2 separate regions of the Homo sapiens genome follow, and region 1 is linked to region 2. Evidence: read pairs that join two places in POLR2A ChIA-PET (ENCODE). Cell type or tissue: K562. All regions are shown on one strand. Links, peaks and the distances in the headings refer to the core of each region. The heading gives the core; the rest is flanking DNA. Region 1 holds the start of KLK12 (kallikrein related peptidase 12). Region 2 overlaps LOC105372441 (a long non-coding RNA gene).

What was found. ChIA-PET counts read pairs that join two places held together with the same protein. Peaks named below come from ENCODE experiments on the same cell type or tissue, not always from the same donor. Only the 100,000 strongest peaks of a DNase experiment are listed, where the experiment ranks them.
Region 1: POLR2A ChIA-PET joins it to region 2 with 7 read pairs; 2 of 35 experiments call an interaction of 5 or more read pairs at or near these places.

The regions. Positions count from the first base shown.
Region 1 is chr19:51,034,776-51,039,156 of GRCh38, forward strand. It overlaps KLK12 (kallikrein related peptidase 12), which reads right to left and starts at 227. Exons shown (of 6, transcript NM_001370125.1): 1 at 31-227. RefSeq lists an enhancer at 3,341-3,841. In K562, for the core only: a CTCF peak has its summit at 1,906; a DNase peak (open chromatin) is centred at 1,896; H3K27me3 peaks cover 497 bases.
Region 2 is chr19:50,836,756-50,841,136 of GRCh38, forward strand. All of the region lies in intron 2 of LOC105372441 (a long non-coding RNA gene), which reads left to right. Among named protein-coding and RNA genes, the nearest start is that of KLK15, 5.4 kb to the left of the region's middle. RefSeq lists silencers at 1,664-1,793, 3,665-3,852. In K562, for the core only: a CTCF peak has its summit at 1,722; a DNase peak (open chromatin) is centred at 1,706.

The DNA of each region.
Region 1 (4,381 bases), core at 287-4,286, 200 kb after region 2:
CTCATTGGCAGTCGCCTACCTCCTTCTCACCTTGTCTCTTTGTCTGCCAGATCCTCTACGTGGCTGTCACTGTTTGGCCTGTCCTCGTCGCTGCTATCTCTCCGTCCACCTACCTGCCTGTCTTCTCATGTGCTGGCCACTCCGCCAGCCAACTCTACCACTCTGCACCTGGCTCCTCAGCCACCTGTCATGTTGCTCAACCGGTCCCTTTCCTTCCATCTGTCGCTCCAGACAGACCACTGACAAAGCTCTTAACTCTCTTTGTCCTGGCCCATCCAGTTTCCGGGTTAAGGGAAGGGGACCACGAAGACAGGGGTGGGGCGTGCTCTAATTCTGCAGAAACTCTTCTCAGCTAATCACACTTAATTGAGCTTTACAGCTAAACGGAGTGGGGAAGGAGGAAAGGACCCAGGGTGGGAAGACCCAGCCCCACTCCCTCTCTCCTCTGCAAGCCCGTCAGCAGCCCCAGGACTGATGACTCAAGGTGACTAGGGAGCTGGGTTCTAATCCTGACTCCAGTGACAAAGGAGGGTGGGGAGACCTTGGACACCTGGGGCCCATCCCCATGCAGTGCAGGGGAGGGGCAGGGGGAAGGAGAGGCTGTGAAAGCAGGAGAGTGGACGGGAGGGGCAGGAAGCCCAAGCTAGAAAGAGTCCCAGAAAGAGAAGAAGAGTTGAAGGAACAGACTTCCAAATAGGTGATCAGGCAGGGGTAGAAGAGAGTTTCTGAACTGAGTTCATATATGTACATATGAAGTGGATCAATCTAATTCCATAAAGTTTTTCTTTGCTAAGAACTTCTATTGCTTAAATAAAACCCACAGAGAGAAAAAAAAAAGACACAGGGAAGGAGAAATGGTAGAAAGAGAGAGAGAGAATGAGTCACAGGACAAGGGAACTTTGTGCTGTTTTTTGTTTTTCGTTTTGAGATGGAGTCTCGCTCTGTCACCCAGGCTGGAGTGCAGGGCTGTGATCTCCGCTCACTGCAACCTCCACCTCTTGAGTACCTGGGATTACAGGCACGTGCCACCATGTCCGGCTAATTTTTGTATTTTTAGTAGAGACGGGGTTTCACCATGTGGGCCAGGCTGGTCTTGAACTCCTGGCCTCAAGCAACCTGCCTGCCTTGGCTTCCCAAAGTGCCGGGATTACAGGTGTGAGCCACCATACCTGGCCTCTGTGCTGGTTTATCTGAGTTTTTGCTTCATCTAGGAGGAATGGAAGGAGAGAAAGAAGGAGAGAGAGAGGGGACAGAGAGAGAAAATGAGAACAAAAAGGGAATTCGGCTCAGAGGAAGGGGGATTGAGAAACAAACCAAGAGAAAAGCAGTCAGGGCCAGGCGCGGTGGCTCACGCCTGTAATCCCAACACTTTGGGAGGCCGAGGCGGGCAAGTCACTTGACGCCAGGAGTTCAAGACCAGCCTGGTCAATATGGTGAAACCCCATCTCTACTAAAAATACAAAAATTAGCTGAGTGTGGTGGTGCATGCCTGTAATCCCAGCTGCTCGGGAGGCTGAGGCAGGAGAATCCCTTGAACGTGGGAGGCGGAGCTTGCAGTGAGCCGAGATTGTGCCACCGCACTCCAGCCTGGGCGGCAGAGCAAGACTCCATCTCAAAAAAAAAAAAAAAAAAAAGAAAGAAAAAGAAAAAAAAGAAAAGCGGTCAGACAGAGCGCACAAACAAACAAAAAAACCCAGAACAAAACAGAGGAGAGCAAACTCCCACCCTATGACTGTCTTTTAGTCCTTCACTTTCTCTCTGGGTCTCCAGTCTCTGTCCGTGTCTCATTTTCAGAATCACAGAACCTTAGCTTTTGATTTGCTCTTAGAAACGACCTAACTGCTTTAACTCATCATTGGTCAGCGCGACTGGCGTTGATAACGCTGGTCCCTACAAAGCCTCCTGCTGGCTGTTAAGAGCTTTCCTTCTTTGGGCAGAGAGGATAAAAAAGCACCATGACTGTCCTTTCTCTGGAAAGGACACACGTCACACGCTCACAGCACAAAAACGCCACTTCTTCCTTTTTCTGGTGTCAAGTTTTACAATAAACCTCAACTGAATAAGCAAAGAAACAAAAACAAAAATACCAACAACTACCCAACTCAACCTCTCTCTCTTTTTTTTTTTCTGTGTAGATTTTTAAGAGAATCAGGTTTACTGATGTGGAATTTATATCCAATAAAATTGAATACAAAAAATAAGGCGGGCTCGCTGATTTTAAGGAGCATTCATGCAAATTAAAAATACCATGTATATAGTTAGTAACAATGTATTGTGTACTTGAAAATTACTGACCGAGTAGGGTTTAAGTGTTCTCACTACAAGTAAATATAAGTATGGGGCCGGGCATGGTGGCTCGTGGCTATAATCCTAGCACTTTGGGAGGTTGAGATGGGAGGATGGATTGAGGCCAGGAGTTAGAGGCCAGCCTGGGTAACATAGTGAGACCCTGTTTCTACAAACAAAAACTAAAAAAATTAACCAGGCATTATGGTGACACAGGCCTGTAGTCCTAGTTATGTGGGAGGCTGAGGTGGGAGGATCACTTGACCCCAGGAGTTTGAGGCTGCAGTGAGTTATGATTGTGCCACTGCACTCCAGCCTGGGCACTCCAGCCTGCACTCCCGTCTCAAAAAAAAAAAAAAAAAAAAAAAAGACCAGCATGGGCAACATAGTGAGACCTCATCTCCACAAAAAGTAAAAAAAAGTTAGCCTGGGGGAGGGGCATACCTGTGGTCCCAGCTACTTGGCAGGCTGAGGTGGGAGGATCGCTTGAGCCCAGGAGGTGGAGGCTGCAGTGAACCATGGTCACACCACTGCACTCTAGTCTGGGTCACAGAGCAAGACCCTGTCTCTCTATAAAAAAAAATAATAATAACTTTTATTAAAAAATAAAATAAAATAAATTTGTAGATGAGGAATATTTTGCCTCCAGAACTCAACGAGGCCTAAAATGTTTTGGGTTTGTTTTAATGCTGTGGGTGCTAAGAGACTCAATAGCTGTTTCCTGGCAGTGTCTCAGCTGGAGGGGTCCTCACTTTACCAAATGATTTTCAGAAATTTAACCAAGGTGGGGCCGGGCGTGGTGACTCACGTCTGTAATCCCAGCACTAGGCCGAGGTGGGCAGATCACTTGAGACCAGGAGTTCGAGACAAGCCTGGTCAACATGGTGGACCCTCGTCTCTACTAAAAATACAAAAATTAGCCAGTTGTGGTGGTGGGCACCTGTAATTCCAGCTACTCCAGAGGCTGAGGCAGGAGAATCACTTGAACCTGGGAGGCAGAGGTTGCAGTGAGCCGAGATCGAGCCACTGCACTCCAGCCTGGGTGACAGAGTGAGACTCCGTCTCAAAAAAAAAAAAAAAGAAAAAAAAGAAAAAGATATTCAACCAAGGTGGGAGGCCTCATACTCTGTGTGGGGCACTGGCCCATCCCATTGTGTGAGTTCCTCTAGAGTATTTGTGAATCTAGAATTAGCGTATCCTATGGGCTTCCTTTGGACAAGGGTGTTTGTCACCATATGACGTCATGCCTGTGCTTTTGGAGAAACGTGGATGGAGCTGGGGTGTTGCCTGTGTTGCATGTCAGAACGTGATAGCCCAGAGTCTGGAACTTCAGCATGCTGAGTGCTTTGAGCTGAAGGAGATTGGAAGACCTCAGGAACAAGAGGTTCTCTCCAACCTCCTCCTGCTTTCCTCTCCTCTCCCCTTACTTCTCCTTTGAAGCAGTCACAGACACTAGAATTCCTTTTCCCCTGAAGACCCTCATGTGACAGGTGTCCTGCAGAGGAAGAAATGCAACACAGAAAGGCCCAGAAGAATCTGAACAAATGGGACCTGCTGGGATCCCCCCTCAATTTATGACCAAGAGATCATACCTGTTTTTTGGTTTTTGTTTGTTTGTTGAGTTGGTTGGGTTTTTTTGAGATGGAGTCTCGCTCTGTTGCCCAGGCTGAAGTGCGGTGGCACAATCTCGGCTCACTGCAACCTCCGCCTCCTGGGTTCAAGCAATTCTTCTGCCTCAGCCTACTGAGTAGCTGGAATTACAGGCACCTGCCACCACACCCAGCTAATTTTTGTATTTTTAGTAGAGATGGGGCTTTACCATATTGGCCAGGCTGGTCTCGAACACCTGACCTCATGATCCTCCCACCTCGGCCTCCCAAGATCGTACCTGGTTTTTCACATCACATGTCTACATGCCAACGCCTTCTTCATTGAACCTCAAAATGACACAATTTTCCCTGAGTTTTTGGGTCTTCATTTCTGAAGGCTTTCATGTCACATAAAACTGTTAAATCCACTTGTTACGCTTTTATCTCATTAACCTGTCTTTTGTTATAGGGGTGCTGGCCATGGACTTTGAAATGCATAAGAAAAA
Region 2 (4,381 bases), core at 114-4,113:
GGGTCTCTCTGCACTTGGAGATCACCCCGCCCCTCCCCTGCTCACAGCCTTCCCTTGCAGCTCCCCATCACCCCTGGGCAAGGTCCCGGCTTCTCGGTCTGCAGTTTTAAGCCCTTTGAGATTCCCCAGCAGGAAAAAGCCTCCCCTCAAACCCCCTTCTCAGGGGGCCTGCAGACTGCCCACCTCCGGAGCGGGACTGGACTCGTGGTGCCCGAAGGGCCTCCCCATGAGGTGCTGGCCCTCTTCTAACTTAGTCTCACCACGGCCTCCGTTCCTTCTGGAACCAGACAAGCTGCTGTTTCAGGGCGCTGGGTCTGGATCCAGACAGCATGGGTGCAGATCTCTGTTCCACTACTTACTATTTTGGGAGACCCTGGTAAGAGTTTTTTCTTCTCTGTGTCTCAGTTTCTTATCCTTAAAATCAGAGGATCCCCTCGTAGAGTTTTTCGAGGAGTAACGACTTAGTTTGTGTTAGGAGCTCAGAGCATATAGTAAATTATGACGATTCATTCATTTAACACATGAGCAGACGGGAGTGCGGGGGTCACTGGTGAAGGTCACCCAGGCTGCAGAAGTGGAATCAAGAGAATGGTTCTCGGGGTCCTGGTGCCCCTTGTGAGAAGCATCAGCTCTCTGGGTGTCAGGTGCTCATCTGCGAAGGGGTCTTCCGTTGCGGTGGGGTGGAAATGGGAGGGACCTCACAGGGGTTGGATGAGGTCATACCCATGGAGCAGGTGTGCGAATCATAAAATCAGGCTGAGGCTTGCAAGACCGGTTAACACGGCACGTGATTCAGATGTAGCCGCTGGAGCCAGGTGGCCCGGGTTTGAGTTCTGCCTCTGTCCCATAATACTGTGCACCCTCAGGCAAGTCACTTAGCCTCTCTGTGCCTCAGCTGCCTCAACTATAAAGTGGGGGTAATAATTGCTCCTCCCTCTTCTGTGGGAGTGTTTTGAGGTGTTCATTCTTGAAATCTGTGCCCGGCACTGAGTGAGTGCTGGGCCATTATCAGTCTGTCCTATTACCCTTGGGAACTGAAAGCTGGGGAGGGATGGTTATGTGGGGTCTTTCTCAGATGACACAGTTGGGTAGCAGCAGATTTGGCACTGGAAGAAGCCACTGTGCTTTTTGTTTTGTTTTGTTTTCTGTTTTTTGTTTTTTTTTTTTTTTGAGACGGAGTCTCGCTCTTGTTGTCCAGGCTGGAGTGCAATGGCATGATCTTGGCTCACTGCAACCTCCGCCTCCTGGGTTCAAGCGATTCTCCTGCCTCAGCCTCCTGAGTAGCTGGGATTACAGGCACCCACCAGCACAGCCGGCTAATTTTTGTATTTTTAGTAGAGTTGGGGTTTCACAGTGTTGGCCAGGCTGGTCTTGAACTCCTGACCTCAAGTGATCCACCTGCCTTGGCCTCCCAAAGTGTTAGGATTACAGGCGTGAGCCACCGCGCCCAGCCAGAAGCCACTGTTTTGATCTCCCAGATGTGGTATCTTTTTCTGAATCCCTGTGACCCCTTTATCAAGACCCCTGTTTTACAGATGGGGGAACTGAGGCCCAGGGAGAGGAAATGGAGGTGTGAGACCCTGGTATGAGAGTGTGACGTCAAGCAAAGAGAATGTCACACGCAGACGAGTTCTTCTCTGAGACTTTATTTCCTGGGCTGTGCTGGGGGAAGCTGGAGGGGAGGAGGCAGAAAAACCCACATCTTCTCTTCTTTTGTCCTGGGAGGGCCTTACCGATAGGTGGCATCAATTGTGCGTTTGTTCATAGCAGTTTTACTCCTGGGTCTGAGGGAGGAGGGGCTGGGGGCCTGGACTCCTGGGTCTGAGGAGGGAGAGGCTGGTGCCTGGACTCCTGGGTCTGAGAAAGGAGAGGCTGGGGGCCGGGACTCCTGGGACTGAGGGACGGGTGGCTGGTGTCCAGGACTCCTGGGTCTCAAGGAAGAAGGGCTGGGGGGTCTGAGGGAGGAGGGGGCTGGGGACTCAGACTCTTGGGTCCAAGGGAGGAGCGGCTGGGGTCTGGACTCCTGGGTCTGAGGGAGGTGGGACTGAGGGCCCGGACTCCTGGGTTTGAGGGAGAAAGGCCTGGGGGATCTGAGGGAGGAGGGGCTAGGGTCTGAACTCCTGAGTCTGAGGGAGGTGGGGCTGAGGGCCTGCACTCCTGGGTCTGAGAGAGGAGGGGCTGGGGGGTCTGAGGGAGGAGGAGGCTGGGGGGTTTGAGGGAGGTAGGGCTGGAGTCTGGACTCCTGGGTCTGAGGGAGGAGGGGCTGGGGGCCCGCACTCCTGGGTCTGAGGGAGCTGGGGCTGGGGAGGTCTGAGAGAGGTGGGGCTGGGGGGTTTAAGGGAGGTGGGGCTGGAGTCTGGACTCCTGGGTCTGAGGGAGGAGGAGGCTAGGGACCCGGACTCCTGGGTCGGTGGGAGGAGGGGCTGGGGCATCTTAGGGAGGTGGGGCTGGGGCCTGGACTCCTGGGTCCTGCACTCTGGGGCTGGGAGAGAAAGGCCTGCCCTGCCTGCGTCTCCCTCTCTGTGTTCCACCCCCACCCATAGACCTCTTCGCTAGAGTCCTGAGCCCCCAGCCCACTTTCCAGCTCCCTCCTCTTCCCTTTCTGGAAGCTTCCCTTCTGCGTTTGTTCATAGGAGGTTTGCTCTTGGGTCTGAGGGAGGAGGGGCTGGGGTCCTGAGCTCCTGGGTCTAAAGGAGGAGGGGCTGGGGAGTCTGAGGGAGGAGGGAGGTGGAGGCCCAGACTCCTGGGTCTGAGGGAGGAGAAGCTGGTGCCTGGACTCCTGGGTCTGAGAGAGGAGAGGCTGGGATCTGGGACTCCTGGGTCTGAGGGAGGAGGGGCTGGGGTCCTGGACTCCTGGGTCTGAAGGAGGAGGGGCTGGGGGGTCTGAGGGAGGAGGGAGCTGGGGAGACGTGTGTCTTCTCCCTCCCGTGACTCCTGCTCACTTTCCCCATGTCTGTGTTTCTGCTCCCCTCTCCCCGTGATCCTGTCAGCTTCTTTTAGTTTTTATTTTTTAGAGTTGGGGTCTTGCTCTGTTGCCCAGGCTGGAGTGCAATGGTGCAATCATAGCTCACTGCTACCTCAAACTCCTGGGTTTAAGCGATCCTCTGGTATCAGCCTCCCGAGTAGCTGGGACTACAAGTGTGTGCCACCATACCTGGCTAATTTTTACGTTTTGTTTTTTTTTTTGTGGAGATGGGGTCTTGATATGTTGCCCAGGCTGAGATTGTAAAAAGTCATCATGGAACACCCCACCTCCCAGTGCAGGAAAGCTGGCTGTGGTATTGCCAAGAATGATGTTTATTGCAGCACTATTCCCAATAGCTAAGATTTAGAGACAACCTAAGTGTCCATCAACAAATGAATGGATACAGAAAATGTGGTACATATACACAGTGGAACACTATTCAGCCATCAGAAAGAATGAGAGCCTGTCATTTGCAACATGGATGGAACTGGAGGTTATGATGTTAAGTGCAATAAGTCAGGCACAGAAGATAAACTTCACAGGTTCTCATTTATTTTTGGGAGCTAAAAATTGAAACAATTAGCCGGGCACTCACACCTGTAATCCCAGCACTTTGGGAGGCTGAAGCAGGTGGATCACCTGAGGTAAGGAGTTCAAGACCAGCCTGGCCAACATGGTGAAACCCTGTCTCCACTAAAAATACAAGAATTAGCCAGGCGCAGTGGCGCGTGCCTGTATTCCCAGCTACTTGGAAGGCTGAGACACAGAAGTGCTTGAACCTGGGAGGAGGGGGTTGTGGTGAGCCAAGACCTCTCCAGTGCACTCCAGCGACCTGGGAGACAGAGCGAGACTCCATCTCCAGAAGCCTGGAGAAATAGGGACAAAAAACAAAAACAAAACCAACTGAGTTAATGGAGATAGACAGTAGAAGCATAGTTATCAGAGGCTGGGGAGGGTGAGGGTATGTGGGTAGTGGGGAAGTGCGGATGGTTAATGGGTACGAGGAAATAGAATAAGATCTAGTATTCGATAGCACAACAGGGTGACTGTGGTCAATAATAATTTAATTGTACATTTAAAAACAACAAAAAGAATATAATTAGATTGTTTGTAACACAAAGGGTGAATGCTTGAGGTAATGGATACCCCATTTACCCTCATGTGATTATTACACATTATATGCCTATATTAAAATATCTCATGTACCCCATAAATATATCCACCTGCTATGTACCCACAACAATTACAAATTAGCAAAAAAAGAATAATGTGGCTCTTGCCAGGTTTCAGCTCCACCCTTGCTGTGTGTGTGGCGCGTTGCGTCCCCAGGTCCCTCTCAGTGGTCCGTGGAGAGCATTACCACCTGTCACTGTCTACTATCTCAGGGCAGACCCTCTCTCCTCTCTCTTCCTCCAT